Regions from separate parts of the Homo sapiens genome. Here region 1 is linked to region 2. Evidence: read pairs that join two places in POLR2A ChIA-PET (ENCODE). Cell type or tissue: OCI-LY7. All regions are shown on one strand. Links, peaks and the distances in the headings refer to the core of each region. The heading gives the core; the rest is flanking DNA. Region 1 holds the start of EXOC7 (exocyst complex component 7). Region 2 overlaps RNF157 (ring finger protein 157).

Evidence for each region. Peaks named below come from ENCODE experiments on the same cell type or tissue, not always from the same donor. Only the 100,000 strongest peaks of a DNase experiment are listed, where the experiment ranks them.
Region 1: POLR2A ChIA-PET joins it to region 2 with 12 read pairs; 10 of 35 experiments call an interaction of 5 or more read pairs at or near these places.

The regions. Positions count from the first base shown.
Region 1 is chr17:76,102,689-76,105,494 of GRCh38, forward strand. It overlaps EXOC7 (exocyst complex component 7), which reads right to left and starts at 1,099. Exons shown (of 19, transcript NM_001013839.4): 1 at 945-1,099; 2 at 673-738. The coding sequence starts at 1,004. In OCI-LY7, for the core only: no CTCF peak of the experiment used is centred there; DNase peaks (open chromatin) are centred at 673 and 1,133; H3K4me3 peaks cover 1,710 bases; H3K27ac peaks cover 1,485 bases.
Region 2 is chr17:76,178,759-76,181,564 of GRCh38, forward strand. The region is part of intron 2 of RNF157 (ring finger protein 157); the gene reads right to left. Among named protein-coding and RNA genes, the nearest start is that of FOXJ1, 39 kb to the left of the region's middle. In OCI-LY7, for the core only: a CTCF peak has its summit at 1,349; a DNase peak (open chromatin) is centred at 1,303; H3K4me3 peaks cover 915 bases; H3K27ac peaks cover 1,348 bases.

The DNA.
Region 1 (2,806 bases), core at 59-2,558, 76 kb before region 2:
TATTTACTCACTTTGTGCTTTTCCAGTCTCCCCTAGGAATAAAGAAGGAAACTCACTTATTGAGCACCTATTGTATACCAGGCACTGTGCAAGATGCAGTCGCATGCATTAGCGCATATGACCTTCACAGACACACTGGGAGGCTGGCACAGTCTCTGTTTTAGCAGATGAATTCGCTGACACCAGTTACCTATCAGGAGCCGCACATTTAAGCAGAAGGGCAAGGACTAGATCCCAGATCTGCCTGACTTTAGAGCTCTTTCTTTCCCTAAAGTCCTCTGGAGTGAAGGCTGAGTCTTCTCTGCCCTCAGGAATCTCAAAGTGCCAACCTCCTGGGCAGAGAGTCCACTGACAATGACATATGCCCAGTACCTAGCCCAACTGGTCAGACTCACTGAGTGTTTGCAGAAGGAGAGAAGGAAGAATGGCGAGCTTAGACAGAAAGCAGCAAGTCCAGGCCAGTGGGAAGTGCAGCCTCCTCAGTGAGGGTACGGAACATGGGGAGGGGGCTAGGCAGGAGAGATGCCAAACTGTTGCTAGATAAACCCACACACTGCCTCCGTCGCTGCCCATTCCAGAACTCCAGGCCGCAGGAACCGGAACCGCCAGGTCGCAAGGCTCTCCCCCAGGGTCCGGAGGCCTGCCCTCTCCCCCAGCTGCGGGGAGACTCACCATGTTCTTAGTGAGCTGGTCGCTCTTCTCCAGGCTGTCTCGGATGAAGGACAGAGTCTCCTCCTCCTGGGGGCAGGCAAGGGGAGGACATCACCAGAAACCAGAAGCTAAAGGAGACCACTGCGTCCCAACCCCACGGCCTAGCCCCCAACCCCATCTCCTCGCTGGGTGCGCTCCCTCCCACCCCTGCCTCCTCCATGAGTAGACAATCAGGCCCCGCTGTTGGCCCCTTTCCCTCACCTCCTCCCCAGCCTCCCCAGGCCCACGCCCACCTGCTTCAGCTTGTCCTCAATCTCCCGCCGTCGAGCGGATGCCTCCTGTGGGGGAATCATCGCTCTGAACCCCGCGGCTCCCACTCCCCAGTATCTTTCCTCCGCGGGCCCACCGGGCCCCCGTCCCCGTCACACCCACTTCCGCTCTTGGTCCCGCCCCGGGACGCCTGGGCGGAGCCATGTTGGGAATCGCAGGCTGAAGTGCGCCTGCGCGGAGCCCAAGAACGGACCGACGGCCATTTTGAGCGTGGCTGGGAAGAGAAGTGTATTCGGATGCTGCAAGGGACCTCGACGCGGGTTCCTTGCCTCAGCAGAGGTTTTCGATCGGCCTTATGTCCCGCGGCTGGCAGGACACTTAGAGCTCACTTGCTGTTTTCGTTGAAAGACCGACCCTTTTGATAAAGACTGCTGGGGAAGGCGACGAATTCCTTTCCCCAGGTCGCATTCTATGGGCAGGCACCAAGGCCAATTGCGTTTCCCACAAAGCCCCGCACGGAGCAGGTGACACAGTAGATGCCTAACGTGTGTCCATGTAATGAACCAGGGGCTTGTGTACTTGTTTCCGCCTTCCACCCTGCATTACGCAAAAACGTATCCTGTGGGCTGGCGGGGCTGCTCCGGAGCTCCAGGCCCAGACCCAGCGTCCAACTGCAGCTCCAGGGGACGGGGTGGGGGGCGCCCCTGGATCAACTTCCCTGCGGGGCTGGATGTTGTGGTTGCAGACCCAGCTCCTGCAAAACCTCGAGTTACTCCTTCCTCTAACCCGTCCCTGCCCACCCTGCCTCTGGCCCCCAGCCTTGAGAAAGGACAAGGCCGACCAGCTTGGTTCAGTCCTTCTGTGGCCTCAGTGTCCAGACACCCGGAAGATAGACAAGGAGGCATGTGCTGGTAGATGAGAAGGTTTGGGGCGGGCAGGGGGGACACCAAGCTTTTTTTTTCCTTTCTTTTCTTTTGAGAGAGAGTCTCACTCTGTCGCCCAGGCTGGAGTGCAAGTGGCACGATCTTGGCTCATTGCAGTCTCTGCCTCCCGGGTTCAAGTGATTCTCGTGCCTCAGCGTCCCGAGTAGCTGGGATTACAGGCGGCTGCCAACACGCCCGGCTAATTTTTTTGTATTATTAGTAGAGACAGGGTTTCGCCATGTTGCCCAGGCTAGTCTCGAACTCCTGACCTCAAGTGATCCACCCGCCTTGGCCTTCCAAAGTCCTGAGATTACAGGCGTGAGCCCCTGCTCCCGGCCTAAGGAGAGAAGGAGAGAAGGAAGAACCCAAGCTCTAGGGTTCCCAAGCGCTCACTCCACCCATAGTCACCCGAAGAGGAGGAGGAGGAGGAAGTGGGTGCACAGAGCCTGGAGAGGGATGGGCAGCCTTCCCTCAGGCAAGAGGACAATTTCAATCCTGTTGTAGGTGGGGGAGATAAAAGGCTGATTCCTGTGTCAGGAAATACCCAGGATGATTTCGCTGACATGGTCCTTGTGTAGTCCAAAGGGCTAAGTAGGAGAAAGTTTAAACTGTTAGATGTCACAGAATAGAGTAGCGGGGCTAGTTAGCCGCTGTAGAGAGGGTGTTTTGGGCTCAGGTGGACTACCTTTGAGGGCCTGGTCCAGCATTTAACCTGAGTCTCTCTCTCTCTCTCTTTTTTTTTTCTTGAGACGGAGTCTTGCTGTGTTGCCCAGGCTCGAGTGCAATGGCGTGATCTCGCCTCACTGCAACTTCTGCCTCCCGGGTTCAAGCGATTCTCCTGCCTCAGCCTCTCGAGTAGCTGGGATTACAGGCATGGGCCACCACCCTGGCTAATTTTGTATTTTTAGTAGAGATGGGGTTTCTCCATGTTGGTCAGGCTAGTCTTGAACTCCCAACCTCAG
Region 2 (2,806 bases), core at 230-2,729:
TGCAAAGAGGTTGAAAAACTTCTCTAAAGTCCCCCAAGTTTTAGGGAGCAGAGGTTATTTTTCTCTCTTTTTTTTTTCCAGTAACTAACATGTCTTAAAGGGAGCAGAGTTGAGGTTTGAACACGTTCTACCTTTATCTTTCCCCAAGACGCTCTGGATGCAGCTTTTTAATCTAGAGATGAGATTTCCAAGGATTAAAGTGCTGGTTATTAAAAGATCTGAAGACACAAATTTATTTATTTTCTCATTCCTTTCTAAAGTCAAGACATCAGATAAATGTTTGTGTTTGTCCACACTATCTCCTCAATACATGCACCATTACTAAGTTATATTTAAGACAAAAGGTGTATCCTGGCCGGGCACAGTAGCTCACGCTTGTAATTCCAGCATTTTGGGAGGCTGAGGCAGAAAGATCGCTTGAGCTTAGGAGTTTTGAGACCAGCCTGGGCAACATGGCGAGACTTTGTCCCCACAAAAAATGTAGAACTTAGTCAGCATGGTGGCACACACCTGTAGTCCCAGCTACTCAGAAGGCTGACGCAAGAGGATCACTTGAGCCCAGGAGATTGAGGCTGCAGTGAGCTATGATAGCATCACTGCACTCCAGCTTGGGGGAGAGAGTGAGACCATCCCAAAAAGGAAAAAAAAAGAGGCCAAGCGTGGTGGTTCATGTCTCTAATCCCAGCACTTTGGGAGGTCGAGGTGGGCAGATCACTTGAGGTCAGGAGCTTTGAGACCGGCCTGGCCAACATAGCGAAACCCCATCTGTACTAAAAATACAAAAATTAGCTGGGTGTGGTGGCACAGGCCTGTAGTCCCAGCTACTAGGGAGGCTGAGGCAGAAGAATTGTTTGAACCCAGGAGGTGGAGGTTGCAGTGAGCTGAGCTCATGCCACTGCACTCCAGCCTGGGCAACAAGCGAGACTCTGTCTCAAAAACAAAAAATAAGTATCTTATTTCAACCTAAAACCAGAGATCTCACTCATATGCTAACAGGTAAGTATGAAAGGAAAGAAAACTAATGCCTTCTTGGGACCAAGAAAGATGAAGCTCAGAACAGATTCAGGGCCAAGCATTTTTCTGAAGTACTCATGCACCAGTCCACTGTACTTAGCATTAGCAATCGTTTTCTCAGTTCATATCCACAGAGTTTCTGTTTTCTTTTTTAGAGTCTGCAAAGGGTAATTTTCTCAGCCCTAGGTCTACTGAGTAAGGGAGTGCATGGTGACAAGGAAGACCAGATAAAGTCTTTCTGATGTAAGCATCCTGGCATATCCGGAAACAGGAAGAGCTTCCTTTTCTGTCTTGCACACAACATGCCCCAGGTCCACAGACAGAGGGAGACTGAGAAGCTTTCTGATCTCTTACCTCAAGCTCAGTATGGATTTATAGAATGGCTTCCTGTTTCTCAGGTATCATTCTGGAGTAAATAAACCCTTAACAGCCTTATGAAGGACAACTAAATGCAGCTTCTAGAATCCTATTTCACTTTTTATAATGAAAACAGGCCTCAGATCAAGACTCATGAACAAAGAATGAAATTTGGTCTGCTCAGGGATTTGGGGACCAAACATTAAGTGTGAGTACCTTTACGACAGAAAAGCAAGGCACAGATCCCCCTAATCTATTCATCTAACCAGAAAACTCTGCCAAAAGAAAGCCCCTTTCATGGGGTAAAACTTGGGTAACCTGCAATTACAGCTTGGCAAATCATGAAAAAAGAGAATGTAAGGAAATATTTAACTGAGTATCTACTATGTGCCAGGCATTATGCTAGGTACTTTAGATAGATTCTTTTTGTCCCCCATTTTACTTTACATATTTTTTATCTTTATTTTTAAATTTTCGTAGAGATGGGGTTTTACTATGTTGCCCAGGCTGGTCTCAAACTCTTGAGTTCAAGTGATCTTCTCGCCTCAGCTTCCCAAAGTGCGGGGATTAGAGGTGTAAGCCACCACACCTGGTCTTTTTATTTTTATCTTGGTAAAATACACATAACATGAAATTTACTATCTCAATCATATTCAAGTATACAGTTCAGCGGCATTAAGTAACATTCACATTCGCATTATCGTGCGGCCATCACCGCCATCCAGCTCTAGTTTAGGTATGCTCTTATTTCACATTCTCGAAAGGAACAACATGCCTGCCCCTCTCACCAGCCTGTAAGTTCCGTGTGTATGCTGGAGGACAGTCCAACATGCCGGAGAAATACAGTAGCCGACTGAAAAATGAAGAATGTCAGTTAAACAAACTGACATTCTACAGATAAAGAAACCGAGACTCAAAAGATTCACGTAATCATCCAGGGTCCCAGAGCTAATGAGCAGCAGAACCACAATTTGAACCCAGGTACATCTGACTCCAAAAGCCATACTCTATTGCACTGCTTCTACTGTAGGGCAAGTCTACAGGCTCTTCTAATCCTAGGAGTGTTCCAGGGACCTGAGCAGAGTTCGGGGAGTCTGAAAGTTATACCATCATGGCAAACAGTACTGAATTCTGTGAAGGTTCTGGAAGCTAGCCAAAAATCTCCAATGGCGCCCTATGCTTAGATGGCAGTATGTACAAAATCATACCACGCACCACACTCCTTTCTATCTTTAACAGGAGTATCTAAGGTCTTCTTAGAGAAGAGCTTTCTTGGAGCACAGTATGACAAAATCTTTGTCTATAAGATCTAACAGTACCTGCAGAAGATACAAATGTACACTGAGGGCAGGGTGATGTCAGAGAACACTGCCAGCAGCCACAGCCACAATGGATACGTCAGTCAGCGTTTACCTTCCACCCAAGATGCTCAAAG